Regions from separate parts of the Homo sapiens genome. Here region 1 is linked to region 2. Evidence: read pairs that join two places in POLR2A ChIA-PET (ENCODE). Cell type or tissue: OCI-LY7. All regions are shown on one strand. Each heading gives the region's core, and the rest is flanking DNA. Links, peaks and the distances in the headings are about the cores only. Region 1 has its middle 150 kb from the start of TOP1. Region 2 overlaps LOC100128988 (a long non-coding RNA gene).

The links. Peaks named below come from ENCODE experiments on the same cell type or tissue, not always from the same donor. Only the 100,000 strongest peaks of a DNase experiment are listed, where the experiment ranks them.
Region 1: POLR2A ChIA-PET joins it to region 2 with 8 read pairs; 1 of 35 experiments calls an interaction of 5 or more read pairs at or near these places.

Annotation. Positions count from the first base shown.
Region 1 is chr20:40,871,787-40,886,942 of GRCh38, forward strand. No RefSeq gene overlaps it. Among named protein-coding and RNA genes, the nearest start is that of TOP1, 150 kb to the right of the region's middle. RefSeq lists a silencer at 1,651-1,854. In OCI-LY7, for the core only: CTCF peaks have their summits at 8,636 and 8,845; DNase peaks (open chromatin) are centred at 8,685, 9,135 and 10,585.
Region 2 is chr20:41,009,760-41,024,176 of GRCh38, forward strand. It overlaps LOC100128988 (a long non-coding RNA gene), which reads left to right. Exons shown (of 3, transcript NR_145525.1): 3 at 14,010-14,417. Among named protein-coding and RNA genes, the nearest start is that of TOP1, 12 kb to the right of the region's middle. RefSeq lists enhancers at 1,783-1,942, 2,083-2,132. In OCI-LY7, for the core only: no CTCF peak of the experiment used is centred there; DNase peaks (open chromatin) are centred at 2,022, 2,987, 3,272 and 4,972; H3K4me3 peaks cover 2,109 bases; H3K27ac peaks cover 5,000 bases.

The sequences.
Region 1 (15,156 bases), core at 6,007-11,006, 130 kb before region 2:
TAAACAATGGATTACAGAATTAGCTGTTCTGTATCTGTCTCCCCTAGAGACTGTAAGCTTTACAAGAACTGAGACAACTTTCTCATCCACCTCCATATGCCCCAAATCCACCCTGTGCCTGTCACATCATGGTGTTTTGTAAACGTGAGCTAGGTAAATAAACAAAATAATTAATTATTTAGTCAACCTCCTACTTCTTTCTACCAAAACCACAAATTGAGCCACGGGCTTGATGCAAGTCCACGGAACTCCTGACAGTACCAGGAAAACAAAGACATGGAATGAGAGAGATTGTGTTCAGGATGGAGGGAACAGCTTGAGCAAAGACAAGAGAGGGAGGAAATGCTAAGTGGGTTTGGAGTGAGTATTTGGTTTGGCCAGAGCAAGACTCAACTGTGCATGGCCTTGAATGCTGGACTTAGGTGGTGGTTACAGGGTGCCATGAAGGTTTTTGAGAGGTTGTGGCATGATCAGACTTGGGCTGTGCTGATGCGGAGAGCAGGTAGCTCCACAAGAAAGTACAAAACGTGGGGCCAGAGATCAGGAGAGAAGTTTGGGCGAAACCAAGGTTCAAGAGCTGTCCCACAAAGAAGGCAACTGAGGTCACTGAGGGAGAGCAAAAAGAGGGGTGAAATTGTACAGAATCTGGGGACAACTGTAGTGCAGAGAAGATGGGTTCAGGAAGGGCAATATGATCAGGAAAGCAGAGGAGTGACCAGAGAGAGGGGAAGAAAGCCAGGCCTGCCCAGCATGCTTGGAGGGAGGCCCCACCTTTCCTCATGTCCTTCTGTCTGCCCACTGTACGGGGCAGGGAGAACCAATTTCAAAATCTGACCCCATCAAGAACCAGCTGTAACACCTGGGCAAGTGGATGTACCTCCAGAAGTCTGTTTTCCCATCTGAAGATTGGAGCTGGACAAACTCAACCTGCTGGGGTATAAGGAATGTGACACATTGAAATATTATTGCCAGTCCCAGCACACAGCTGCCTCCTGGGTTTTCCAGCAACACGGTCCTGGTCCAAATCAGCAGCATTTCCCAACCTTTGCATTGTAGACATTTTGTGCTGCATGAGTCTTTAATGCCCACATGCATTGTAATCTTTTTTGTTTTATTTTTGTTGTTGTTGTTGTTGTTGTTTGTTTGTTTGTTTTTGAGACGGAGTCTCGCTCTGTCCCCCAGGCTGGAGTGCAGTGGCACGATCTCAGCTCACTGCAAGCTCCGCCTCCCAGGTTCACGCCATTCTCCTGCCTCAGCCACCCGAGTAGCTGGGACTACAGGTGCCCGCCACCATGCCCGGCTAATATTTTTTTTTTTGTTGTATTTTTTAGTGGAGACGGAGTTTCACCATGTTAGCCAGGATGGTCTCGATCCTGACCTCGTGATCCGCCCGCCTCGGCCTCCCAAAGTTGCTGGGATTACAGGCGTGAGCCACCGCGCCCGGCAATGCCCACATGCATTGTAGGGTGTTAAGCAGCCCCCCTTGGAACAAAAAATGTCTCCAGTCATTACCAAGTGTCTGACCCCTAGGGAGCAAAATTGCCTCCAATTGAGAACCACTGGTGTAAACCATGAAAGCTGTAGGCAAGTGTCTCCTACTGCCTCTGTTTCCCAGAGGAGGTCCTATGTGCCCATGCCCTCATGCATTCAATCAACAAACATTCTCTGAACCCTTTTTCTATGCCAGACTTGTGCCTATGTGCTGGGCCGTGAAGACGGCACTGCATAGAACAGTGATCCTGCTTGCAGGGATTTTACAGTTACTGAAGGAAACAATTTTGATACAATGAGATCTCTCAGCAGGGTAGGCAGGATAATGGCCCCCAAAGATGTCCATGTCCTCATGCCCAGAGCCTGTGAATATATTACTTTTTATAGCAAAAGGCACTCTACAGGCGTGATTAAATTAAGGAACTTGAGATGGGGGATTATCCTGGATTATCTGAGTTGGCCCAATGTAATCGCAAGGTCCTTGTAAGTGAGAGGGAGACAGGAGAATCAGAGTCAGAGAAGGAGATGTGATGGAATCAGCAGTTGTCCGAGTCAGAGAGATGAAGCTGCTATACTGCTGACTTTGAAGATGGAGGAGGGGCCATGAGCCAAGGAATGCAAGTGGCTCTAGAAGCAGGAAAAGACAAGGAAACAAATTTTCCCCTAGATCCTCCAGAAGGAAGGCATCCCTGCCAACACCTTGATTTTAGCCTAGTGAGGCACACTTCAAATATGTGACTCCAGAACTGTAGTCTGTGGTCATTTATTACAGCAACAATAGGAAACTAGTATTCACAGTCACACCATTAAGCACAGGGAACTGTAGGATCTCAGGGAAAGCAACAGGGCTGCCACGTATAATTATCCAGGTAGCACACTGCCAAAAATTTGCCAGCTGAGGAGATGAACGCGGCTGAAATTTGGCCCACACTCCACTTGCCAAGCCGTGAGCCCTTATGAGGACTGTGTTTCTGAGACAAGGAGCATCTTTTTCCGATGTACATACAGGCATTTTTCATTTGCTAAAAGATGTGTCCACCCAGGCTTGGGGAGGAGGTCTTTCCTAATTTGCACAAAGGAGCTACCCAGATAACTATGGCCCTGGCAAGAGACTCTGACTCTTCCTGGGATAGTCAGAGAGGCCTTCACAGAGGAAGTAACATCTGAGCTAGATCTTAAAGAACAAACATGGAGCCTGTAATCCCAGCACTTTGGGAGGCCGAGGCAGGCAGATCACTTGAGGTCAGGAGTTCAAGACCAGACTGGGCAACATGGTGAAATCCCGTCTCTACTAAAAATACAAAAATTAGCTGGGTTTGGTGGCAGGCACCAGCAATCCCAGCTACTCAGGAGGCTGAGGCAGGAGAATCACTTGAACCTGGGAGGTGGAAGTTGCAGTGAACCGAGATCTTGCCACTGCACTCCAGCCTGGGTGACAGAGCTAGGTGACAGAGTGAGACTCAGTCTCAAAAAAAAGAACAGACGTGGAAAGAAAGTAGAGCCATTCTACGAAAGAGAATAGCACAAAAGTCTGTAGGGGCCTGATTCACTTAGAGGAAGAAGAAGGAGCTCCACCTGGCTGGAGCATCAGGTACATGGAGGAGATGATTGGGAGATGCAGAGTTCAGCTTGGGATGTGCAGAGTCTGAGGGGACTGCGGAACACTCATGGAGTGATGTCTAGGAGGTGGCCAAATGCCCATGCCTGGAGCTCTGGCAACAGGGCTGAGCTGCTCCACACCACCCTCCTGATGCCATTCCAGGGAGCCCACCTTGGACCAGACTAAGGCCCCCATCCCACCAGCCCAGCCCCAGGGACTTCTCCCTGGCTCTCGGGGATGCCTGGCTGTTCAATGACTTGCTTTTAGGGTCTAGTAGTGTCTGTCCCTGCAGTGGCTCCACTTCCTAGCACTTAACTCTAAGACAGGTATTTATGGTGCCTTGACCTTCCCTAATATATTGCTACAAGGTAACGTGGGCCAGTCCTGCAGTTCTGGTCATCCCATGGCCCCTCCCTGGGCCTGAGCAAAGAACAAGAAAAAACCATCAAGCTGGTCACGAGGTTTGCGATACAAATGGCAGTGAGTTGTTTTCAGGAGGCAAATGGGCCCCCACAGACTAATGGCTTTCAGTGGCTCCCTCCCCCTCCCTCCCTGAGCTTCCCCCGCCCCGGTCCAGAGCTGGCCCAGCTGGGAAGCTGCAGTTGCTCCAGCCACCCCCACCCCCCAGCCCTTTTGCTGACAGTATAACCTTCAGGAACCTGAAATTCCTGAGTGGTCCCCAGAGCTCCATGCATCTTGAAAGAAAATTTGTGTAATGTCATTTCAGGCTGTCCCTAATCCAGAATTATTGAGGGGGGGCTGGGACCTGGGAATTGCCTCTGACACTTGACAAATACTCAGCTTTGTGTAAATGGACAGGCTCCTGAAATAACTGCCTTTGGATGTCATATGAAGAGAAATTAATTCTTTATTAACTTCCGCAATGATAATCTAATAAACCCATCAGGCCTCCAGGCCCCAACATTTAAAGAGCTTGGTAGTTTGGATGCAAATGTCTCCTGACCCCATTTTGTCGGGAATATGTTCATGGAGAGGAGGAATAATTGACTCTAGAGGTCAGATGTCAGCTCAGAGTCAAAACGAGTGACTTTCATGGCTCCACACAGACCTGAGACTCAGGAGGTTTGGCCTTTCCTGTGGCCACCAGCTGTTCTGGATTTTCTGCGATGGCCCTTAATTTCAGGTATTCTGTCCCTTTGTTCCCCAAAGAGCATTTGTTCTGGTCAGACAACAGTCTCTGGTTTTTATTCAGATTGTGAGGTCACCAGAGCCCTCACCCGCCAGTACCAAGGGGCCGTTCATATATTCTTTAACTCTTAGGTGCGGCCAGGTGCTGGAAGGAGGAATGCAAGGCTTCTGTCCCTGGGGCTTATGGTCCAGTGGGTCCGGGGGAGGGAGGAGCAAATAAAAGAATTAATTGAAGTTATAAATTGAGGGCACAGTGGCTCATGCCTGTAATCCCGGGAGCTTTGGGAAGCTGAGGCAGGAGAATCACTTGAGGCCAGGAGTTTGAGACCAGCCTGAGCAATAAAGCAAGACCCAATCTCTACAAAAAAAAAAAAAAAAAAAAATTAATTGGCCAGGAGTAGAGTAGCTGTAGTCCCAGTTAATTGGGAGGCCAAGGTGAGAGGATTTCTTGAGCCTAGGAGGTAGAGGCAGAGGCAGCACTGAGCTATGATCAAGCTACTGCACTCCAGCAGCCTGGGTGACATAGCATGACTCTTTATTCTCTCAATTAAAAAAAAAAAAAAAAAAACTAGGGGAAATGGTATGAGGGCAAAGGATATCTCCACTTCTCCTTAGAGCTGAGCCTGGATCTCAGTCACCACGTGAGTCCACAGTGTGAGCAGGCAGCCTGGCCAAAAGGGCTCTTGGGTCCCTCAGGCCAGGCCTTTCTGGTGAAGTCCAGGCTCCATATCCCTACCATCAGCACTGACAGAAACAGAAATCTGCACGTCCATCCTGGAGGCAGGAGAAGGTGACAGGAGGTGCAGGGGCCTGCCAGGGCAGAGAAACCAGAAACCCCCAGAATGCCAAGGGCAGAAGACCCCAGCCTGATCTGGTGTCTGACTAGTCCCTGTTTGCACACCTCCCACAATGGTGCACTCATTACTGCTCAAGGAGGCCCCCTGGGAAATGAGTGACTGCACAAGTTCTTCTTGAACAGACCAATGTGTGTGTGTGTGTGTATATATATCTTATATGTAAATATACATATATGTAATTAGCACATAATAAAGCTATATCACAAACTAGTGAATAAATGAAGAATTATTCAATCTGTGATACTAGAACCAATGGTTTAACCATACGGAATCCCACAGAGATTTAGAAACTCAGTAAAAATGTAGCAAAAAAACTAGAAAAAGAAAATGTATATGAATGACATTTGAGAGTAGAAAAAGGATTCTCTAAGCATTAAAACACTCGAAGAACTCACGAAAGAAAAGATAATGAATGTGACTACATAAAAATTTAAAATTTCTCTCTTATAAACTTGAGCATGATAATCAATACCACTTCTTAAAAGGGGCAAAGGTCAAAGCAGATAATTCACAAAAGAAGAAATACAAACAGCCAATATACATGTGAAAAAAATGTTCAATCATGCATATAATCACAGAAATGCAAGTCAAAACAGCAATAAGATGCCATCATTCACCTATCAAATTGATTTTTTCTTAATTGCAATGATATTCAGTGCTGGGGATGACAAGATGTGCACTCCCTCACATTGCTGGAAGAGGCGCAAATTGTTACAACCCTCCTGGAAATCAGCTTTCTAACATGTATCAAGGACTGTAAAATTCTTTCTACTAGACTCTTTAATATACAAAGAGCATGGTTTCAAAAGGAGGGAGAAATGGTATAGATTAAGAGAGACTTGCAAGTTGCATCAACCAAATGAAAAACGTGGACTTTCATTTGGATGCTGATCCAAACAAGCTGGCTCTAAAGAGACATTTTTTGAGATAATTGGAGAAAATTGAACATGGCCTGACATTAGATAATATTCAGGAATTATTGTTCATTTGTGTAGGTATGTTAATAACATTCTGGTTATGTTTTTAATAAGTTATTTTACCTATGGAGAAGTAAAACAACTTTTGCAGGAGAAATGATACAACATCTGGGACTTGTTTTAAAATATTCCAACAAACTGGGGAGGAGATGGATAAAACATGATTGTCAGAATGTTAGTAATTGTTGAAGCTGGGTGATCCATGATGGGGTAGGAGGGCCCATTATACTATTCTCTCCTATGTATAGCCAGAGCTTTCCTGTAATAAAAGATATTTTGAATATGTCAGTTGAGCCAGCCATCCTTCTTTGAGATTCTATCCTCAAGAAATTATCAAAGATCTGCACATAATTTGCAATTTTAAAAATATGGAACCAGCCTAAATGCCCATCAATTCATGAGTGGATAAAGAAATGTGGTGTATACCATGGAATACTATGCAGCCATAAAAAAGGATGAATTCATGTCCTTTGTAGGGACATGGATGAAGCTGGAAACCATCATTCTCAGCAAACTATCACAAGGACAGAAAACCAAAAAACGCATGTTCTCACTCATAGGTGGGAATTGAACAATGAGAACACCTGGACACAGGAAGAGGAACATCACACACCAGAGCCTGTTGTGGGGTAGTGGGAGCAGGGAGGGATAGCACTAGGAGATATACCTAATGTAAATGACAAGTTAATGGGTGCAGCACACCAACATGGCACATGTATACATATGTAACAAGCATGCACATTGTGCACATGTACCCTAGAATTTAAAGTATAATAATAAAAAAAAAGAAAAAAAGAGATGTGGTGTATATGTGTGTGTGTATACACACACACACACACACACACACACACACACACCATGGAATGCTACTCAGCCATAAAATGGCGTGAAATAATGGCATTTGCAGCAACCTGGATGGAATTGTAGACTATTATTCTAAGTGAAGTAACTCAGGAATGGAAACCCAAACATCACATGTTCTCACTCATAAGTGGGAGCTAAGCTATGAGGATGAAAAGGCATAAGAATGAAACTTTGGGGACTTGGGGGAAAGGGTCAGGGGAGGTAAGCAATAAAAGACTACACATTGGGTACAATGTACACTGCTCAGGTGATGGGTGCACCAAAATCTCAGAAATCACCACTAAAGAACTTATTCATGTAACCAAACACCACGAGTTCCCCCCAAACCTACTGAAATTTAAAAAAAATAAAATAAAATGTTAATTTCACAATAAAATGTGAAAAAATATGCAGAAATTTTTTAAAAATGTGCACAAAGATTTATGTACATAGATACAAATGAGAAAACTGGTCATGAAAGCAAAAAAAAAACAAAAAGAATCAGTTATAAGCAAAATATCCCATAACAAGTTATGGTACAGACAAAGAGCTGAATATTAAGCCACCATGATAAAAAGATATTTTTAAAATATCAGAAAATGCTCATGTGTTAAGTGGGGAGGAAAAAAGCAAGATACAAAATTGTATATTCACTATGATCCCAATTACCTTTAAAATGAATATAGTTGTGCATTTTTTAAAAGGCCAAAATGTTAACTGTGGTCATCTTTGGGAGGTATAATTACAAATGATTTTTATTTGCTTCTTTAAACTTTTCTCTATGCAATAAGGTGGAAAAAATGTAATTATCTTAAGACATGGTGCCAACATTCCTCTTAGGAAAGAAACTAAGTTGGAGAAACGCTTTGATGAGCACATGGGCTAGAAGCTGAATCCCTGAGGCCTGGACCATGGGGAAAACTGATGCCAGGCCAAGCTTTGTCTCAGGGTAATATTGGCAGGGGGGACCCTAGGAAGAGGGGAAAGCTTGGAGAACATAAACCACCAGGAAATGCACAGAATTCCTGGCAAGTACACTGAATACCCTCCCCTTACAGAACGGAGCAGTCTAGCTCATTTCACCTGGAACTCTGAAAGGTAATGTCTCTCTCTCTACACCTTAGCTGACATCTCAGTAACCTGGATGTTCCAAGTTCTCTACAATAAGCAGGCATTGCTTCTACAATCAGAAGAAAGCAGTGTTTTATTTTTCTTTTTGAAGGAAAACAAAGTTTTCTTTTTCCCAAGCTGGAACTTGCCTTTCTGGAGCCACCCCCTATTGTTATTACCTGGAACTATCCAGACCAAGTCAGCGCTGTCTCTCACCTGCAGCCTCAGTAGTTTGAAGACAACATTCGCTTCTTCTGTCTACTCTAGTTCCTCTGATCATGTGTTGCTAATATTGCTGTGGTTCTGAATCTCCTCCCGAGGTTAAGTTATCTTCTCTAGGTGAGCTCTAGGAAACCTGGATCCTGTTTAAATTCTAGTACATACACCTGAATACAAGACATCTGACCAGTTCAAGGTAAAAAGTAACTATCACCTCCCTCAAACTAGGCTCTATACTTCTAATGATACATCCTATAGCTATATTACATTATTACTGACTCATATTATGTCAATTATTAAGCTACTGTCTACCAGCTTCAAACCTACCCTTCCAAGCTCTGCTTTCTGATGCTAGAACTGAGACTCTGTAAACCACATTTTTTCTTGGCCAGAAGGCTTCATGTCAGGCTTAGCCAACAGGGGCACTAGAGGGAGACTGGAAGGCTGAAAGAGGAAGAGGCATGCTCCTTCATGCTTCCTCTCTGTTCATGGTTTAGCTCCTGTTCCAGGTAGCTTTGTCTCAACGTGCTACTTTACCCTGGCAGCAGCATTTAGTTCCAGCAACTGAAACTGACTTCAGTTTTCAGTTTTTCAACCCTTGCAGAACCAGTCTCATCACGTCCCCCAAAAGACACCAGCACTTGCCAGCTGGCATTTCCTCCTCAGAGGTCTGAGTCCCAGCTCCTTGAGGCTCTTCCTCCCAGTTTCTAACTTTTAATAATACCAACCTCTTCCCTTTGTTCCCTCAGCCCTCAATGGCTGCTTCCTGCAGTTGCTCTCTCATAATATCTCAATGTGCAAACGTTTTGCCTTTTCAGCTTTCTGATGACAAATGGTCTTTACACAAAATTCTTCCTGTTAAGATACCTGGTGTGGTTTCTGTCTCCTGATTGGACCCTGACTGATACACTGCTGCTGAGTCTCATCTTCCCCCACTGTATACCTAGTGGGTGATTTTCTAGATGCAACTGTTAGATTTCCTCCTGGTAGGTTTTAACATAGCTTCAGCCTGTCAAGAGATGGTCAGATCCTAATCCTGTCTTCCAACGTGTTTACTATCCCTTCCAGTATCATGTCATCTACCAGTGTGATTAACCTATGCTAGAGCCCTGATCCACATCACTAATTAAAACACCACCTAGGGTGTTTTAATTACAGGCATGGTGGCTCATGCCTGTAATCTCAGCACTTTGGGAGACTGAGGCAAGTGGATCACTAGAGGTCAGGAGTTCGAGACCAACCTGGCCAACATGGTGAAACCCCATCTCACAAAAATTAGCGGGGCCTGGTGGTGGGTGCCTGTAATCCCAGCTATTCTGGAGGCTGAGGCAGAAGAATCACTTGAACTCAGGAGGTAGAGTTGCAGTGATCCAAGATTGAGCCACTGCACTCCAGCCTGGGCAACAGAGCAAGACTCTGTCTCAAAAAAAAATAAAAAATAAAATAACACCCAGGACAGAGGCCTCCGTAAACTGAAGAACTCCCTCACTTTCCCCCAAAGCACCCCCCAAGAGGCTTTCCTCATACCTGGATACTAGTGAATCACATCAGAGCTGAGAGTTCTAGAAAGCCTTGTGTGTGTGAATCTTCCTGACACTGCAATGACAGTGAGTAGGGCCTGGCTGGTGTCAGCTGTCATGGCCTAGGCTCCCTCTGGAGAGGATGGATCTCTACAGTGAGAACCTGGTGCATCACCTGGAGAGCCACACCCTAGATCTGGAACAACTAGGCCCCCTTCTCTTGGAATTCACTGACCCAGGTCCAGCGTTCATGCTCCTCACTAATTTCACAGCAAAGCAGCAGTGCAAATAATAGCAAAAGTCTGTTTTGTAAATTGCATCAATTATATAATTTTCCCAGGAATGATTTTTACATATAATTAGCTCAAATTGTCTTACAAAAACTAAAAGGAAGTTGCATCCAAAAATAGCACATGGGTTTTGGTTTACCTTAATTAGAAATGCTTCCTTTAAAATGGAAATAAGCAATCTTGCAAATCAAAGAGGCTCCAAGGTCAGGTTTGGGGACCCCAGAATCTCTTGGGGAATCCAGGTGGTTCTTGGAGGATAGATCTTCTTGGAAAGAGGTTTTTTATTTAGTCAAGAGACGGTCACTCCAGGTGGTCTCACCTCTGGTGTTGGGGAGCAAGACTCTCAGAAAGAAAAGAGACATAAATCATTAGCACACACGCCCTTTCTTCCAAGCACTATGCTTGGTCTAGACCCCTCCACGTGGCTTATATGGTCCTCACAAAGACCCTGCATGCCTTAAAACTGAGGCAGCTGAGTTTTCTGGGGTTGCCATGTTTGCCTAACACTACAAAGGCAGGAAGTGTCAAGGCCTAGAGCGCAACCCAGCTTTCCCCCATCCTTCCTCTCTAAACTGCCGTGATAACCACAGAATATCAGTGGCTTTGCAAAATGACATTTATTTCTCCCTCAACAAAAGACTCCCAAGGGTATAGCTGACTGAGCAGCTCTCCAGGAAGTTATCCCCAAGCAAGGACTCCAGGATCCTGGCCCCAAGTCCCTCTTTTTTTCTTTTCTTTTTTTTTTTTTTTTTTTTTTGTGCGTGTGTATGTGAGACAGGGAGGGTCTGGCTCTGTTGCCCAGGCTGGAGTGCAGTGGCATGGAGTTTACTGCAACCTCTGCCTCCTGGGCTCAAGCAGTCCTCCCACCTCAGCCTCCCAAGTAGCTGGGACTACAGGCACATGCCACCAAGCCCTGCTAATTTTTGCATTTTTGTAGAGATGGGGTTTCGCCATGTTGTCCAGGCTGGTCTTGAACTCCTGGGCTTAAGACATCCTCCTGCCTCAGCCTCCCACAATGCTGGGATTACAGGCGTGAGCCACCATGCCCAGCCTCCAAGTCCCCTTTATGTCAAGGCTGTGTTCTCTGAGTCCCATCCACTCAGCCAATTAGACAGGAAAGGAGACAAAGTGTGGAAAGGGCACATTCCCTCTTAACTACCTCTGCTCAGAGGCAGCACCAATCTCTTCTCCTTACATTCCATCAGCAAGAACTAGTCAGACAGAAGGGGCACTTGAAACAAAGCTAGACAACATTCCCAGAGGCCCCTGAATCTGAGTAGGTCCATATGACTAGTTTTTGCTAGTGGAATATAAGCAGAAGAGATGGTCACTGGTGAGCCTCAGACATCTCTGCTCTGAAGCCCACCATAATAACCAGGTCTTACCAGTTCCTTCCCCCAAGACTGCAGCCTGCTTCCCTTCCCTTCAGTTCCCGGCTGGATTCCTGGCCCAGAGCCAAAGATAACTCATCCCTGTGACGGCATGTCATCTCTGTCTGTGACAAGACCTCATTCACCCTTGGACAAAGATGGCTTCTGGCTTGGCCCAGACCAGGCCTGCCACCAACCACCCTTGGGCATTTGGTGGGGCCAGGTTCCTGGTCCTCACCCACTACCTCTCCACTCCTCTGCCCTGCTTCCATCCCACCACTGAGTTCTGTATCTCTTTACTAGGGCTACTGTAAAAAAGTACCACCAATTGAGTGGCTAAGAAACAGAAACTTACTGTCTCACAGTTCTGGAGGCTAGAAGTTTGTGAACCAGGTGCTGGCAGGGTTGACACCTGGAGTGCAGTGAGGGGGAATCTATTCTGTGCCTCTCCCCTGGCTTCTGGTGGTTTGCTGGCAATTTTTGGCATTCCTTGGCTTGTAGATGCATCACTCTGATCTCTGACTTCAACGTCACATGGTGTTCTCCCTGTGTCTTTGTCTCTGTGTCCAAATTTTCCCTTTTATAAAGACACCAGCCATACTGGACTAGGCCACCCTAATGACTAATGATAATAATTTTAACTTGATTATCTGCAAAATCTTTATTTCCAAATAAGGTCACATTCACAGGTACTCTGGGGCAGGACTTCAATATCTTTCAAGGGGTATAATTCAACCCATAACAAGACCCCGGAACATAGTAGGGTCTTGTCTGAAGATGCCTTGACAGTCCTGGGCAACCTTACCTACCTAATAACCAGACAGGAGGAAAAAGTGTTCCTCGGACAGAAACACTCCCAATCTCCTATCCCCAGGCTTGGAATGTGAGTGGTATGGACAGCAGGCACATGAGAAAAGGAATGCAATAGCCCCTCAGAGCCCTGCAACATCATTAGCCTCATGATGATTAATAAGTATTAATAAGTTATTAATAAAGATTAATCAGGACCTTTCCCAAGAGCTACAGAGGAGGCTGGCTAATAGCACAAAACAAATAAATGAAAACAACTAGGAGAAAACCTGAGTTTTCACCAGCCTGAGAACCAAGTGGCTACTTCTCACCTCCTGGAGCATGTGAGCCCCAAAGCAGACTGAGATATAAATCCTGCTTTGCCACTTTTTGGCTGAAACATTTTGGGCAGGCTCATCTCCTCCCCCAGGGTTGGGTGAACATCATATAAGAGGTGTTGCACCACATGAGTGCTCTGTAAGCATTGGTCAAGTCTTGGAGGCAAGGCCTGAAGCTGGAGCCTTGCTTGCTACAGCCGATCCCTGAGCCACGGCCACCCCAGGCCCAGCTCAGCCTGAACAGCTAAGCAGAGGAAGCAAGCCCCAGATGGGGAGGGCAGCCTCAGAGGTCTCCATCCCTTAGAGAATCTGATGGTGGTGACAGACCCAAATGGTCAGCAACAGCAGTGACAATGATGGCTCAACCCACTCTCCAAGAGATCCCTATGTGCCAGGCACCACAGGAGGCAACTGCTGTTATCACCCTCACTTTACAGAGGAGGAAATTGAGGCTCAGAGAGGTTACAAGGCTTCTCTTAGATCACACAGATGGGGAATGATAGAGTCTTAGGATATGACTTGACACAGAGGCTGGACAAGACTTCTTTCTGCTCACCCATGCCTGCCAAGGCCTGAGCCAGTAACACCTATAATGGACACAACATGGCGATGGAGTTGATAACACACACACATGCACACCTGGATTTCAGAACATCTTTAGGGACTAGGACCACATCCCTGCTGTATCCTGTTTCACTTTTCTCCTGATGCTCCTAGAACCTCCCCTTTTGAGGTTCTCAGCAAGTTTATATTTGGGAATAATTGTAACATAATTTGATAGATAATTAGAGCAGAATTAAGTTAAAAAATGAGTGTTTTTAACTACTCATACATCCCCATGTCATTTAAATAATTCCTAATATATCCAAGCCACTTGCTTCGTGCAGCACTGATGTGTATTGAACTGAGGATAATGAAATACGGGATGGAAGAGGGAAAATGCTATTTCAGAGTCTGAAGATCACCAATTAATGACATGAAAAACCAAGAGGGACTCTGTTCACTTAATGTCCCCTGTGTAGGACACAAATGCAGGACCCCCTAGCAGGCTCCCTGTTCAGTGCCTCCAAGGCAATCATGACAGGCCAGAGGGACCAGGTGGAAGGGAAACGGCAGGGGCAGCTCCGAGAGACCGAGCTGCCTCTGTGCTCCCCCGACCCCCCAGCAGGACCAGCCATTCTTGACATCCCATCCCTCTGCAGTTCTGACACAGCTCTTCCCATAATGCCTCTACTCATTATCCAACACACCTACTGTTTTATGCTAACACTGAGATCTTGTAACAAACTCAGAAGCCTTGTCCTACTAAAATAATGCATCCACTCAACCCCTCTATTCATCACGGTGCTGGAGCCCTGAAGGATCTGGTCTCCATCTGCACTTCCATCTAAGGCCATTTGCCACTCACTCACTCTCACCTCACAAGCTGTCTTTTAGTTCTTCAAAGACTGGAAGCTCTAGGGCCTTTGCATGTGCTGTCACCTTCCAACCCCCTCCCCTATATAGACACACACACACATACACACAACATCCTCCTCTTGTTTTCCCACTTTGGCACCACAGCCCAAGTGCTGGGTATGAACTTGGTATCCAGAAAATTCTTTGCCCTGAAGTTCTCCAACAGCACAGTCCCCAAGAAAGACAGTTCAAGTTTGGATTTTCTCCCAAATGACCTCTGAAGAGGGGATTTAACTCATAGGATCTGAATTGGCTTCCTCTCCCTGGAGAGAGCCTGGCTCAGGGACAACTGGAGCACACCACAGCCCAGGATGGTAAACCAGGCAAGTGGTTCCTGCCCAGGAACACTACTGTAAGCCCTGTGCTGCCTCATCTGCCATCGTCCAGGTGCCTGCCCATGGCTAGGGTGTAGCACCTTCTTGCAAAGCATCCCACACTGCTCCCCCTCCTCCCCAGCTCTCTGAACCCTGCTGAGGTTTGGAGTCCCAACACGATTGTCCTCACTGACCTTCCCCTCTGGTCCTTATTGGCCTAGGAGTTCTGGCAAGGACCTCGGGGTTCAGTAACCACATTCCTGTACAAGCATCAGAGCCCGGCTCACACTCAAAACACTGCACACCTTGAGGACAGGCTGGCTCCTCCATTGCTGGCCCCTCTGTGCACCAGAGAGACCAAGGACTTGGAGACAGGCCCTGTCTCAAATGTTGGGTCCTAAAGACCAATGAGCACATCAGACCTCATTGTCCTGATTCTTGGTTCAGAAAATCTCACCACACTGGTGTTCTCTCCAGGTTTCCAGGCAGCAAAGTGGAGAGGCTGGGAGCTCAGACTTCCAAACCAGACTTCAGATCCAGGCTCTCCCACTTACTAACTTTGTGTCCTCCGGTACATAACTTTACTCTTTGTGCCTGTTTCCTCACTGGTAAGTGGAGGTACATGGTAGTGCCTGTGTCCAAGAGTTATTGTGAGATTAAATGAATTCACATTAGGGTCATCAACTGTTCTGTTTTGCCCGGCACTGTCCCAGATTTAGCACAAAAAGTCCTGAATCCCAGGAAACTCCTCAGTTCCCAGGATAGCCACCTGAGATAGAGAGAGAGAGTAAGAGAGAGAGAGAGAGAGAGAAGATACAGTGCCCGACACAT
Region 2 (14,417 bases), core at 107-5,106:
TTTCAAGTGCTCAGTAGTCCTGGGTGCTAGCGGCTATCAGATTAGACAGTGTAGTTTTAGAGGATGCTTACAGCTAACTGGCCTATGTCCTGTACTGGAGGACATTCATTCTGAGAAAAATTCATAGAAATTTTCCTCTTTGGAAAAAAGGATTCTAAGTCAGACCGGTCACTGACAGAGTGAAACAGGGTTTTTAATTCTTTAGGACCTCAAGAGTCTTCTCTGTGCTAGTGTGAGATGTGATACAGACCAGAGAACATGTAACATCTCCCCAGCTTACTTGAGCTCAGAGCTCTGTTTTCATAAAGATTTCTGGGGAATGAGATGTGATAAAGACCAGAAGAGCGATATAGCATTTCCCCAACTTATCTGAGCTCAGGGTTCTGTTTTCATAAGGCCTTTCGGGGGATTAGTGTCCAGTGGAATGTTCTTTGGCAAATGTTGATACAGCCACATGCCTGACTCAGTAGATCCCAGGATCCCCACAGGAAGAATGTAGAGTTGAGGAAGTCTGCCTCAAGTGCCTCAGCACCTGAGACTCGATTACTGAATTGACTAAACTAATTATGGGAGGCCATATAGGGCAGGACTAGAATTAGTGAGCAAAAATTGCAGCATATTTCAGCTCAAACAAGGATTTTTTTTTATTGTGTGTGTATGTGTGCGCACACATGCGTGTTTTTAAAAATTTAAATCTAAGTTGCCAGATCTGTCTAAAAAATGCAATATGTGGCCTTGTGAGATGATGATTTCTCTGTCACTCATAATCAAGGAGTGATGAAGGCTAGAGTTCTTTGTGGGGTAGGGGGCTCCTAACCAGAGTCTCTAATTTTTTTTTCCAGAACTTAAAAAAGGTAAGAAAAAAAGCAACAATGGGCAGAGAACTTGAGCATCAGAGGAACTGATCAGACATGCTCTGGACCATTTATTAAGAGCACACTTTGGGATTCTGGAGCCTTCAGTGGAAGATTGGTTTATAGCCAAATCCCTTTTGAGGCTACAGATTCTTGGTTCAGTTCAGATGATTTTTTTTTTTTAGACAGTCTCACTCTGTTGCCCAGGCTGGAGTGCAGTGGCCACCATCTCAGCTCATTGCAACCTCTGCCACCCAGGTTGAGTGATTCTCCTGCCTCAGCCACTCTAGTAGCTAGGATTACAGGCATGTGCCACCATACCTGGCTAACTCTTTTGTATTTTTAGTAGACATGGGGTCTCACCATGTTGGCCAGGCTGGTCTCAAACTCCCATATCTGCCCACCTCAGCCTCCCAAAGTGTTGGATTACAGGCATGAGCCACTGCACCTGGCCTATATCACACTTTGATAAAAGGTTTTAAGGCTGGGTATGGGCTGGGATTACACCTGTAATCCCAGCACTTTGGGAGGCTGAGGTGAGCAGATCACAAGGTCAAGAGATTGAGACCATCCTGGCCAACATGGTGAAACCCTGTCTCTACTAAAAATACAAAAATTAGCCAGGCATGGTGGCACACGCCTGTAGTCCCAGCTACTCAGGAGACTGAGGCAGGAGAATCGCTTGAACCAGAGAGGCAGAGGTTGCAGTGAACCAAGATCGTGCCACTACACTCCAGCCTGGCAACAAAGCTAGACTCCTTCTCAAAAATAATAATAATAATAAAAAAAGGGTTAGCCATGCTACCGAGAGGCCCCTAACCACCCACAGACAGACAGACAGACTGCAGATGGAATCAGACCAATCATCTCAGAGCCTCCAGGTGCCCATCAGTAAGATGCCTGGAAGGACCTGGAAGCTGAGGCCTTTAAAGGTTGGGCTCAGTGTCTCTATGTCAAGCACGGGGCCTGGTACAATGTAGGTGTTCAAATAGTTGTCTCCTTCCTTCCTCATACCTGGATTTTAGGTGTGGCAGTTCCAGAAATGCCATGGCCTGCGTAAGAAGGGTCTGGAGTGCCTCATTTAAAGCTCACAAGGATCACAGAGGCTGGCACAGCTGGGCTGAGAACAGAAGGGGAAACGAAACCCTTTCATGGCTCACATATGCTCAAGCAACTACAAAGAAGCCACCTGTGGTCAGCTGAAGAGTGGATGGGGGAGAAAGAGGGAGCTTCAGAGAAGTGGGGGTGGTGGTGAGGAAGAAGGTTTTTAGGTGGTAGAAGTGGAGGAGGTCAAAGAAAACAGCAGTTAAGAATCATAGGCAATACACCATAGGGTGAGGGTAGGGGTGGGGAAGGTAGGTTTTGGGTGGTGGAGATGGGAAAGGTTAAAAAAAAACCACAGTGGTTAATAATAGGCAACACACCATCCATCGTGCGGAGGAAGAAACCCTGGACTTAGAATTATGTGATTTTGGCAAAACATGTAACCAAGCAGCTCTCTCATCTGTAAAAATGGGACAATAATAGTTCCTTTCTCTTGGGGTTATTGAGAGGTTGAAATCAGTTGATGCATGAAAAATGTACAAATCTTGCTGTTGCTGTTAATAATAACAGTATTGATAATACCGTAGGAAGAAGCTTCTGCTTCTGAAAGGAGACCAGGTGGACTGATTTGGGAACCAAAAACAACCAGAAATCTAGAGGGAAGGGGAGAAGGCAAGGAGAGATCTTGATCTAGGTGCACCAGAACTTATATGCAAAATGCTGTTTTTAAGTGCATAGGTATTAATATTTATTAGAGGAAGAGATACCATAGCCCACATCAGCTTCTCAAAGGAGTCTATCTCACACACACACACACACACACACACACACACACACAGACACACACACACAATAGTTTAAAAATGACTGATCTAGAGAAATTAAGAGCCAAGAGAAAGAAGCAGATGAGACAAGAGGCCCACAATCATCCATGGTTGGAATGAGCCATCTCCATGGACCTAAGACTTGGGATCAGGGGTGGCGGAAAGTATAAACAGAAGAGGCAAAAAAAAGAGTTTGTTGGAATGAAGACTTAAAGAACCAAGTCAGCTCACAGTGGGAATGGAATGGGGGTTAGTTCAGCTATCACATGGCCCAGAGCAGGCTCACAGAGGCTGTTGGCTGAAGGCTGGGTGAGTGGATGGATGGGCAGGGAGCCCGACCCAGCAGCTGAGGATTGGGGAAACTAGGGAGGCAGACTGCAGATCAGGAGGCAAGGCATAAGAGAGACCTTGACTCTAGAAGACTGGCAGGGATTGACTGGAGAAATGATTTCCGTTTGCCTGGTGTGATGGGAAAGAACTGTCAGCCAGTGTATACTTCTCCCCATCTAAAATACTTCTGATTCTGTGGGTGAGGATTTGCAAGAAGGCACTCTGCCAGGGGGAGGGACTTAACTGTTGGCTCTGTGGCTGTTTCAGGAACACTCTAGGGCAGAGGGGGGTGGGGTGGGCAGAGACTTTTCTTTTTGAAATTTGTGAGTTTGTACCCTGACTTGCCCATTTCATTCATGTATTCATGCAACAAATATTTCTTAAGCACCTATTATGTGCCCACCTTTCTGCCAGGTGTTGGAGATGCAACAATAAATAAAAGATAGAATAGTCCCTGAACTTAAAAATCTTACATCTAGCTGGGTGCCATGGCTCACGCCTGTAATCCCAGCACTTTGGGAGGCCAAGGCGGGCAGATCATGAGGTCAGGAGATCGAGACCATCCTGGCTAACACGCTGAAACCCCATCTCTACTAAAAAATAAAAAAAATATTAAAAAAATTAGCCAGGCGTGGTGGTGGGTGCCTGTGGTCCCAGCTACTCAGGAGGCTGAGGCAGGAGAATGGCATGAACCCAGGAGGCGGAGCTTGCAGTGAGCCGAGATCGCACCACTGCACTCCAGCCTGGGCGACAGAGCAAGACTCCATCTCAAAAATAAAATAAAATAAAATAAAATCTTACATCTAGTTGAGGAAATGGATAATGAGAGTGCAGTATGATAGGTGCTGAGACTGGGGCCATGCGCAAGTTGCTATAGGAACAGAGGAAAAGGGCACTCATACTTCCCCAAGCCTGTCTTCTTTTTATTTATTTATTTATTTATTTATTTATTTATCATTTGAGACAGAGTTTTGCTCTTTAGCCTAGGCTGGAGTGAATGGTGTGATCTGGGCTCACTGCAACCTCCACCTCCCAGGTTCAAGCCATTCTCCTGCCTCAGCCTCCCAAATAGCTGGGATTACAGGTGTGAACCACCACGTCCAGCTAATTTTTATATTTTTAATAGAGACGAGGTGTCGCCATGTTGGCCAGGCTGGTCTCAAACTCCTGATCTCAGGTGATCCACCCGCCTTGGCCTCCTAAAGTGCTAGGATTATAGGCGTGAGCTACCACACTCAGCCTTAAGCCTCAATCTTCTTATCTGCAAAGTGGGAATCATGGCCGGGTGCGGTGGCTCACACCTGTAATCCCAGCACTTTGGGAGGCCGAGGAGTGTGGATCACCTGAGGTCAGGAGTTCCAGAACAGCCTGGCCAACATGGAGAAATCCCATCTCTACTAAAAACACAAAAAAATTAGCTGGGCGTGTTGGCTCGCACCTGTGATCTCAGCTGCTCGGGAGGCTGGGGCAGGAGAATCACTTGAACCCAGGAAGCAGAGGTCACAGTGAGCCAAGATTGTGCCATTGCACTCCAGCCTGGGCAACAAGAACGAAACTCCATCTCAAAAAAAAAAAAATGGGAACCATGTTATTCACTATAAGGAGTTTTCTGGTACATTCCAGGCCTCTGCTTGACACATATTAGGAGCCCGTTGCAGCCCATAATTCATTTATTCAACAAATGTTAATTGAGTATCTTATGTGTGTCAGGCACTTCTGTGGATGGTAGAAATGTGGCACTAAATAAACTGAGAAAGCCGGGCACGGTGGCTCATGCCTGTAATCCTAGCACTTTGGGATATCAAAGCAGAACACCTTTAAGCTCAGGAGTTCGAGACCAATCTGGGCGACATAGGAAGACTCTGTGTCTACAAAATATAAACAATTAGCTGAGCATGTTGGTGCACACCTGTAGCCCCAGCTGCTCAGCAGGCTGAAGTGGGAAGATTGTTTGAGTCTAGGAGGTCAAGGCTGCAGTGAGTCATGGTTGTACTGCTGTACTCCAGCCTGGGTGACAAAATAATATTATTTTTGTCTCAAAAATAATAAATAAATAAATAAACTGATAAGAATTGCTGCTGTCATCAAGATTACATACTACACGGGGAAAACAATAAGTAAAATATTCCGTAGGCCAAATGGTGACAAGTGCATTGGAGACAAATAAAGCAGGGATGGAAAGAGGGAAGAACTGAGGGAAGGGGGTTGTAATTTTAAATAGAGTAGTCAGGGCCTGTCTTAGTTTAGCAAGGATCTGAAAGAAGAGAGGCACTAGGCCATGGAGATATCTGGAGGAAGGACGTTCGAGGTAGAAAGATCCACAAATGAAAGGGCTAATGCTGGAGAATGAGTGGTGTGTGATAGGCTTTTACAGAGCCCAGAGTGGCTGGAAAGAGGTGACCAAGGTGTACAGCACCAGCAGATGAGGTCAAGGGAGGCCTTGGAGGGGAGCAGGTGTGGCAGAGCCTTGGGGCCATTGTAAGTCTTTGACTTTACCCTGAATGAGATGGGAGCCACTGGAGAGTTTTGCGCAGAAGAGTGACAGGATCTTACGTTTTGTTTTGTTTTGTTTTGTTTTGTTTTGTTTTGTTTTGTTTTGTTTCAGGAAAGAGTCTCACTCTATTGACCAGGCTGGAGTGCAATGGTGCAATCTTGACTCACTGCAACCTCTGCCTCCTGAGTTTAAGCAATTCTCCTCCCTCAGCCTCCCAAGTAGCTGAGATTACAGACATGTGCCACCATGCCTGGCTAATTTTGTATTTTTAGTAGAGACGGGGTTTCACCATGTTGGTCAGGCTGGTCTCGAACTCCTGACCTCAGGTGATCCACCCGCCTCAGCCTCCCAAAGTGCTGGGATTACAGGCATGAGCCACCGCACCCGACCTTCTTCTTTCTTTCTTTCTTTTTTTTTTTTTTCTTGAGATGGAGTCTCACTCTGTGGCCCAGGCTGGAGTGCAGTGGTGCAATCTCTGCTCACTGCAGCCTCAGCCTCCTAGGTTTAAGCAATTCACCCTGCCTCAGCCTCCCAAATAGCTGGGACTACAGGCGCCCGCCACCACGCCTGGCTAAATTTTTTGTGTATTTAGTGGAGATGGGGTTTCACCATGTTGGCCAGGCTGGTCTCGAATTCCTGACCTCAGGTGACCTGCCCACCTCAGCCTCCCAAAGTGCTGGGATTACAGGTGTGAGCCACTGTGCCCAGCCCTTTTTCTTTTCTTTTCTTTTCTTTTCTTTTTTTTTAACTGACAAGGTCTCCTCTGTCACCCAGGCTGGAGTGCAGTGGTATGATCATAGCTCACTGCAGCCTCAAACTACTGGGCTTGAGATCCTTCTGCCTCAGCCTCCTGAATAACTGGGACTAGAAGCATGTGCCACCAGGCCCAGCTAAATTTTTAAAAATGTTCGTTGAAATAGTATCTCACTGTTGCCCAGGATGATCTTGAACTCCTGGCTCTAAGTCATCCTCCTACCTTGGCCTCTGAACGTGCTGAGATTACAGGCGTGAGCCACCATGCCTGGCCAGGATCTCAAGTCTTAAATAGGACCACTCTGTTTTAAAGGATCACTTGTTCTGACTATATACCATGAGATGACAAACATAGAGCAGAGGACACCAGTTAGGAGACTCCCACATTAAACCAGGTGGAGATGATGGCAATTTGGGCTAAAGTGAAAGCAAAGGGCATGGTGAGAAATGGTTAACATCAGGATATTTGAAGGTGAAGTCAACAGGATTTGTTGACAAATTGGATAAGGGGGAGTAGGCAGGCAAAACAGAGTCAAGGATGCGGGGCGTGGTGGCTCACGCCTGTAATCCCAGCACCTTGGGAGGCTGAGGTGGGCAGATCGACAGGTCAGGAGTTCGAGACAAGCCTGACCAATATGGTGAAACCCTGTCTCTACTAAAAATACAAAAATTAGCTGGGCATGGTGGTGTGCAACTGTAGTCCCAGCTACTCAGGAGGCTGAGACAGAAGAATTGCTTGAACCTGGGAGGCGGAGGTTGCAGTGAGCCGAGATGTTGCCACTGCGCTCCAGCCTGGGCAACAGAGTGAGACTCTGTCTCAAAAAAAAAAAAAAAATAGTCAAGGATGACCTGAGCCATTAACTATGATTGGGGAAGACCAAAGGAGGAACAGGCTTGAGAGGAAAGATAGAGGGTTGATTTGGGACACATTATGTTTAAGAAGCCTGTTGGAAGTCCAAATAGGAATATTAGGTAGGCAGCTGGATACATAAGTTTGACACCTGGGGGCAAGGCCCTGATTTTAGGTATGAACTTAGAACTTCTCAGTATATAGTTGGTATTTAAAGCCACAGGAGTGAATAAGATAGTGAATCAAGAGGACAAAGGAAAAAGGTCTGAGGATTGAGCCCAGGGGCTATCCAACATCCAGCAGTGGGGGCCTCACCTGCTTTTAATTTGGGGGTTCGAAGGCTAGGTTTGAACATTCTGTAAGGACTTGTGCAAATATTTTCCCTAAGTTCTGTCTCCCCCTTTGAACCCAAATGCTCACCATGAAGGGAAAAGTCCACAGAAGAAAAAAAAAAAGTTTTAAATAGATTGTTTAAATTATTAGGTTATGTTTTCCAAAAATAGAAGGAAAGCTAAGTTCTGGGTCAGTGGGAGAATTTAGAGTTTTTAGCATTATCTTTCTCCCATCAAACCCTTAAGGCTGGGCTCCCAAGGAAGAGTCTTCCTGGCTTTCCAGCCCTGAGGGCTCTCTCACAAGGTCCCAGAACTCTGTATTGTAATTGTCTATTTTCTCTACCTCCAGGTGGAAGCCATGTTGAGTTCATCACAGAACTACTAGCCGGGCCTGGCACCAAATAGGCATCAGGGAATGTCAGTGGAACTTGACTGCAGAATCTGATGAGGAACTTCCATCTTCCTGGGCTCTGAGTGTCTTTCTCTAGTTCCACCACCAGAGCTGGTGTCTGTTCTGCCAGGCCCCTTTCCAGGCACCCATAGCTGATCCTGGAAAGGTAGGGACAGACCCTGTAGGCCTGGACTCTGTCCTTTGGGAGGAGAATATCCTCAGGGGCCTGCATGAGCCATCCTGAAAAACTAGTTCTGTGAGTCAATCCTCAAGTGAGTTCCTGTGGGAAAGGTACCAGAATCTTAGAGGTGAGGTTGGAAGCAGCTTGTCACCTCTTAGAGGCAAAGAGGGGTGTCTCCTCCGAACGGACCTCACTCTTTATCTGACCCAGAGTTCCTGGCATATCAACTGTGCTAGTACTTTGTCAAGGGTGCTGGCATGAGCCAAAAGGCCCTGAACTGGAAATTGCAGACCCTCCTATTAGACATGAGTGTGTCATGTCCATCATAAACAAAGAAACAAAAACCCTCTCTTAACGCAGGCTACTTTAGTTGCTGCATTATATTCTGCCTACTGTTTGTAGCTAAATCTCTTGAATGACTTGTTCAAACTTGCTATCTCCACTTCCTCACCTTCTATTTCATTCTTAACTCAGGTCCATTCCTAAAATAAGGCTGTCCTTCCAGGCCCTCCCAAATGATGTCATCTAGTGTAATTAACTCCAGGTACTACCATGATACTAATAACCTGCAGTCCCTCTCCTGAGCTCCAAACTCACGTATTCAGCTGCCTATTAGACATCTTGACTCAGCTAACCCACAGACACTTCAAACTCAACATGTACAGAATGAACTCATCATCTTTCCTTAAAACAGATCCCAAGTGTTCCCTGTCTTTGTGAATGCACTGCCATCCTCATCCTTGACTCCCCCACTCCCTTTCCTTTGTATATATAATCAGTCACTAATACATCAACCCTATGTCATGAATATCCCCGAAACACATACACTTCTCTCCATCCTCATGGCTTTTTTGCTGATCAGGGCCATCATCATCATTTTTGCCTCAATGATGACAATAACCTCTTAACTGTATTCTAACAAGCTTTGTGTAGTGTTTTGTTCTGTTTTAGAGACACGGTCTCACTCTGTCACTCCGTAGAGTGCAGTGGCATGATTACAGCTCACTGTAACTTCAAACTCCTGGGCTCAGGTAATCCCCGCACTTCAGTCTCCTGCCTAGCTAGGGACTACATGTGCATACTCCCATGCCTGACTAATTTGAAAAACATTTTTGCGGGGAGAGATGAGGTCTTGCTATCTTGCCTTGTCTGGTCTTGAACTCCTGGGCTCAAGCAATCCTTCCACCTTGGTCTCCCAAAGCATTGAGATTACAGGTGTGAGCCACCATGCCCAGCCAAGCCTCAAGTCTTGAATACTTTAAATCCATTTTCTTTCTTTTTTTTTTTTTTTTGACAGCGTCTTGCTCTGTTGCCCAGGCTGGAGTGCAATGGTGCAATCTCAGCTCACTGCAACCTCTGCCTCCCAGGTTTAAGCAATTATAGGTGTGTGCCACCACACCCAGCTAATTTATGTGTGTGTGTGTGTGTGTGTGTGTGTGTGTGTGTGTGTATTTTTAGTAGAGACGGGATTTCGCCAAGTTGCCCAGGCTGGTTTCACACTCCTGAGCTCAGGCAATCTGCCCACCTCAGCCTCCCAAGGTGCTAGGATTACAGGCATGAGCCACCATGCCTGGCCTGTAGGTAATATTTTCTAAAACACATATTATGTTCCTCCATTGCTCATAGCAACTCTCAGTGACTTCCCAGTGCTATGAAGATAAACTGCAAATGCCTTAGAGACCCTGCATGAACTGGGCCTTGCTTACCTCTCCAGCTTCATCTCTCACTACTCCTCTTCACCCTCTACCCCTTAGCCATACTGAATTACCAGCAGTTCCCCACATAAACCCTGCTCTTTCCAGTTTCCAAATTTTTGCCCATCTGTTCTCTTGGCCTTGAGTGCTTGTCTCCCTCACTTGCCTTCTTTATTCTCCCCAACCTTTACCTGGCTGACTTCTGTTTCCATTTTGAGACCTAAGTTTAAGTGCCATTTCCACTGGAAATCCGTGCCTGACTCTGTAATTCTGGATGGCAGTTCTTCTAAAGGGCTCCTACCGCAAACACACTGTACTTTATCCTCGAGGCACTCATCACAGTAAGTGACAATTACTTGTTCCCTTCTCTGTCTCACCCACCAGACCTGAGCTCCTTGAGAGCAGGGGCCTTGTCTTTCTAGTTCACGGCTGAATTCCTAATACTAGCTTAGTACCTGGCTTATAGTTGATTGTGTGTGTGTGTGTGTGTGTGTGTGTGTGTGTGTGTGTGTGTGTGATGCAGGGAAGCCAAAGAAGGGTCAGGATGCAATGATAACCTGGGGAAGGAGGGACAATTACAAAGGAAAGTCTTGGGCAGATTCCATACAGGTAGTAGCCACCAATGGGATGTGGAGGACAGGATCAAGGGTTAACTCAAGAGGCTTCAAGGTTCTGAGCCTGAGTGACTGGGAGGAATAGAGCTATTCACTAAGCAGAGACCATAGAAGCGAAGGGCAGTTTCAGGAGAAAAGCTGAACCCAGGACCAAAGGGCTGTGGGGGTCATCAAGTGGACACATGAAATAGGCATATGGGTAAATATTTCTATGGTTCTAAAAAGGAGTCAAGGCTGGAGACATTCATTTAAGAAGCTACCTGGCCAGGCACGGTGGCTCACGCCTGTAATCTCAGCACTTTGGGAAGCCAAGGTGGGCAGATCATTTGAGGTCAGGAGTTTGAGACCAGCCTGGCCAACATGGTAAAATCTCGTCTCTACTAAAAATATAAAAATTAGCCAGGTGTGGTGGTGGGCACCTGTAATCCCAGCTACTCGGGAGGCTGAGGCAGGAGAATTACTTGAACCTGGGAGGTGAGGTTGCAGTGAGCTGAGATCACACCACTGCACTCCAGCCTGGGCAACAGAGTGAGACTCCGTCTCAAGATAAAAACAAGGCTACCAAGATGGGGGCATATAGAGAGAAGACAAGTGTGATGATATAATCTTGGGGATCCATTAAATTGTGCTGAAAGAAGAGAGGGAGAGAGAAATGGTATTTGGACAGGTAAGAAAAAAGCCAGGAGAATTAATGGTCATTGGATCCAAATGCAAAGGACCTCAAAGAATGTGCTCATCCACCTCATTGAGTGTTGCAGGAAGGTGGAGAAGAATAGGCTACTCTACTTGGAAACTAGGAAGTCCCTGATTAGAATAGAAGCCAGACCAACAGTGTTAAAGGAATGAAAAATAAAGCAGAAAAGGCAGCACATGTAGACTGTCCTTTCTGAATCTTTCAAACACAGGTGAGGGCAACAGTGACCTAAGGACAACTTGGGAAGCAGGTTAGGGGTTCTAAGACTGGGCTCCATACACACACTGCTTAAGTTCAAATCATAGCCCCAACACTCAATAGCTGTGTGACTTTGGGCAAGTTAACTTACTTAACTTTCCTAAGTCTCAGTTTCCTTGTCTAAAACGGTGGGACAAGTAGCCCCTGTTTCATATGGTTATTGCAATGATTATATGAAAATGTATGTGAAGCACTCAGCACAGGGCAGAGACGTGGTAAGCAACCAATTAACGTGAGACATGAATTTTAACAGGGTCAAGGAGGAAAACTGGGAGGAGGAGAAGTTGCCATGCAGGAGGGAGAGAAGATGCTCGGGTGAACTAGGCTTTGAGGAGGTGGAAGGGAGGGGACTGAGGACTTGGAGGGCTTGTGGAGAGGGAGGATGGGGAAGTAGGCCTTTTCAAAACCCAACTTTGGCTAAAGGATCACCTGCTGGTTACTGAATGAAGCAGCTACTTCTGTTCCATTTTCTTGGGGAGTCATGCTGAGGCATCTCTAGGAGCTTCTCTCACTCCTAGAATCTTCCAGTGTTTCCTGGAGCCTGGTCTCTGCCTCTATGCCTCCCACTGCCTGCTGGTTCTCTAGCTGGAGGCAGCTGGACTCAGGCAGCCGCAGGATGTCCCAGCAGCACACATTGGGAGAGGGGGATTCAGAGAGAGCTGCTTCACAACTTCTCTTTGGGCTATACCCTTGACACAGGCCAAATCCTTCTGTCCCCGTCACAGGTACAGATACTTTCTATCTTCAGGTATTCCAAATGATCTTCCATGATTAAGGTTGCTTCTGAAACACAATGGTCTCCCTGGACCTCCGAGCTAATCTGCCTATTTCCAGTGTCAGTTCCACCAAACTGTTCCCCCTCTGCTGCCTGTGATTGTTCTCATACCTGTTTAAAACCCTGTCATAATTCACCTTGCAGTATCTCCACCAGAACTGGGAGGGCCTCTCCCACCTGCCCAGCCTACATTGGTTATATCTTCACTTTTACCCTCTGCTCCATCCTGACCAAAGCTATGGCTCTGCATATATTGCCTCTCTTCTTGCAATATCTTTTCTTCTCTTCCACGGGCTAGCAACCCCTCATCTTTCAAGAATAGTGTCCAACTAGAAACCTTTCCTAATATTGCCCCCACCACCACTGGTGAGTTGGATGTGCTCCTTTACTCAAGAGTTCCCACAGCAACTGGTGGCTGGCCTCCTCTTCCCTATTATTCCTTATACCTTAGTGTTACAGCTGGAGAATACCTCTGTCTCATTATCAGACTAGGCACTCTTCCAAAATGAGGATTAGGTCTTATAAATAGCTGTATCTCTAGGGCTTAGTATAGGACCTACCAACCTCAAATAGGTAAGTAGTACCTATTTGCCTTCATTCCTCAGGGAATACTGGTTGAATGAATAAATGTCCTCATTTAGGATGTATTCTGGCAGGAAGACAATGGAGATGCAAGTGGACTACTTTTCTTGCCCCAAGCCACATGGCCAGGATCCTACATCTTTGTTGCTTGACTGCCTCTCATTTCATAATTCAAGAGTTGCCAGCTTTCTTATTGATACTGACCTTTTTTTTTTTTTTTTTTGAGATGGAGTTTCCCTCTCGTTGCCCAGGCTGGAGTGCAATGGCGCAATCTCGGCTCACTGCAACCTCCACCTCCCAGGTTCAAGCAATTCTCCTGCCTCAGCCTCCCTAGTAGCTGGGATTACAGGCGTGCAGCACCACGCCTGGCTAATTTTGTGGTTTTAGTAGAGAGGGGTTTCTCCATGTTGGTCAGGCTGGTCTCGAACTCCCGACCTCAGGTGATCCTCCCGCCTTGGCCTCCCAAAGTGCTGGGATTACAGGCGTGAGCCACTGCGCCCGGCCTGATTCTGACCTTTTTATTCCACACATCTCAACTGTTGCTGAGCTGTTTCATTCTAGGAGGCAAAGAGCTTTTCTGGTTGTTCCTGAGATCACCAGCCTGAATCTCCTTTCTTGAGCACCCAGCAGTTTCTTTTCCAAGGGTATCGGAATCTTGAAAGGGCAGCAGATTCTTAGGCATGGGCGGGGAGAGCTGCTAGAAGACATCACTGTCAAAGAATTGGCAAAGTCAAGAATGTGCCAGCATCCAAGGGTCAAAACGTCAGGTGGGACATCCTGTTCCACAGCATGATAGCCCCAGAGGGGGTGCCAAAAGGATGACAAAAGCCTTGTGAGTGCCCAGGAATCAAGTAGAGATTAGGACCAACCCATCAGAGTGCAATTAAGCAAAAGGGGGAATCAATTTAAAGGTGCCAGAACAGGAACCATGCAACCAGGCTTCAGGAGAAAGTAGGAACGAGGGTCCTGAACTTCATTCATCAGGGTCCTCTCTCTCTCTTTTTTAAGACAAGGTGACACTCTGTCACCCAGGCTGGAGTGCAGTGGCACGATCTTGGCTCATTGCTGCCTCAGCCTCTCAGGTGTTCCTCACCTCAGCCTCCCTAGTAGCTGAGACTGCAGGCACACACCACTATGCCCAGCTAATTTTTGTTTGTAGAGACAGCATTTTGCCATGTTGCATAGGCTGACTTCAAACTCCTAGGCTCAAATGATCCAGCCGCCTCAGGCTCCCAAAGTGTTAGGCTTACAGGTGTGAGCCATCTGGCGGGAGGGACTTCTATCTCTTATCTCTTCTCTTCCTCCACCCACTTTCTCCTATATCCTCCCCCACTTCCAGGTTTCTCTGGCCCTTCCAACAGCAAGTATCGCCAGGAGCAGCTCCCTAATCTACATACTACAGATCTATCCACAAGAAGACAGATGGAACCACTCTTTTCTTCTGAATTCTAGAACCTTAAGGAAGTTAACCTGAGTGGCTCAGCTTGGATCAAGTGCCCATCCTGGTCCAAACAACTGTAGCAGCACATCTGTGTATTTGTGTATCTTGTTCCTCCATAATCTTGCAGTCCGGGGAAAGTGTGCAGATGGATGGGTCCCTGAAAAGCAAGAGTTGTTTAGACAACGCTAGAGGTGTTCAGTTCTGGGAGACAAGAGTTGGGCCAGGTTGATAACTAGCCTAAGAGAGTCGGAATCAGATGAATAAGAACTAGATCTTGGGTGACAACCTAGATCAAGAGTCTTGAGG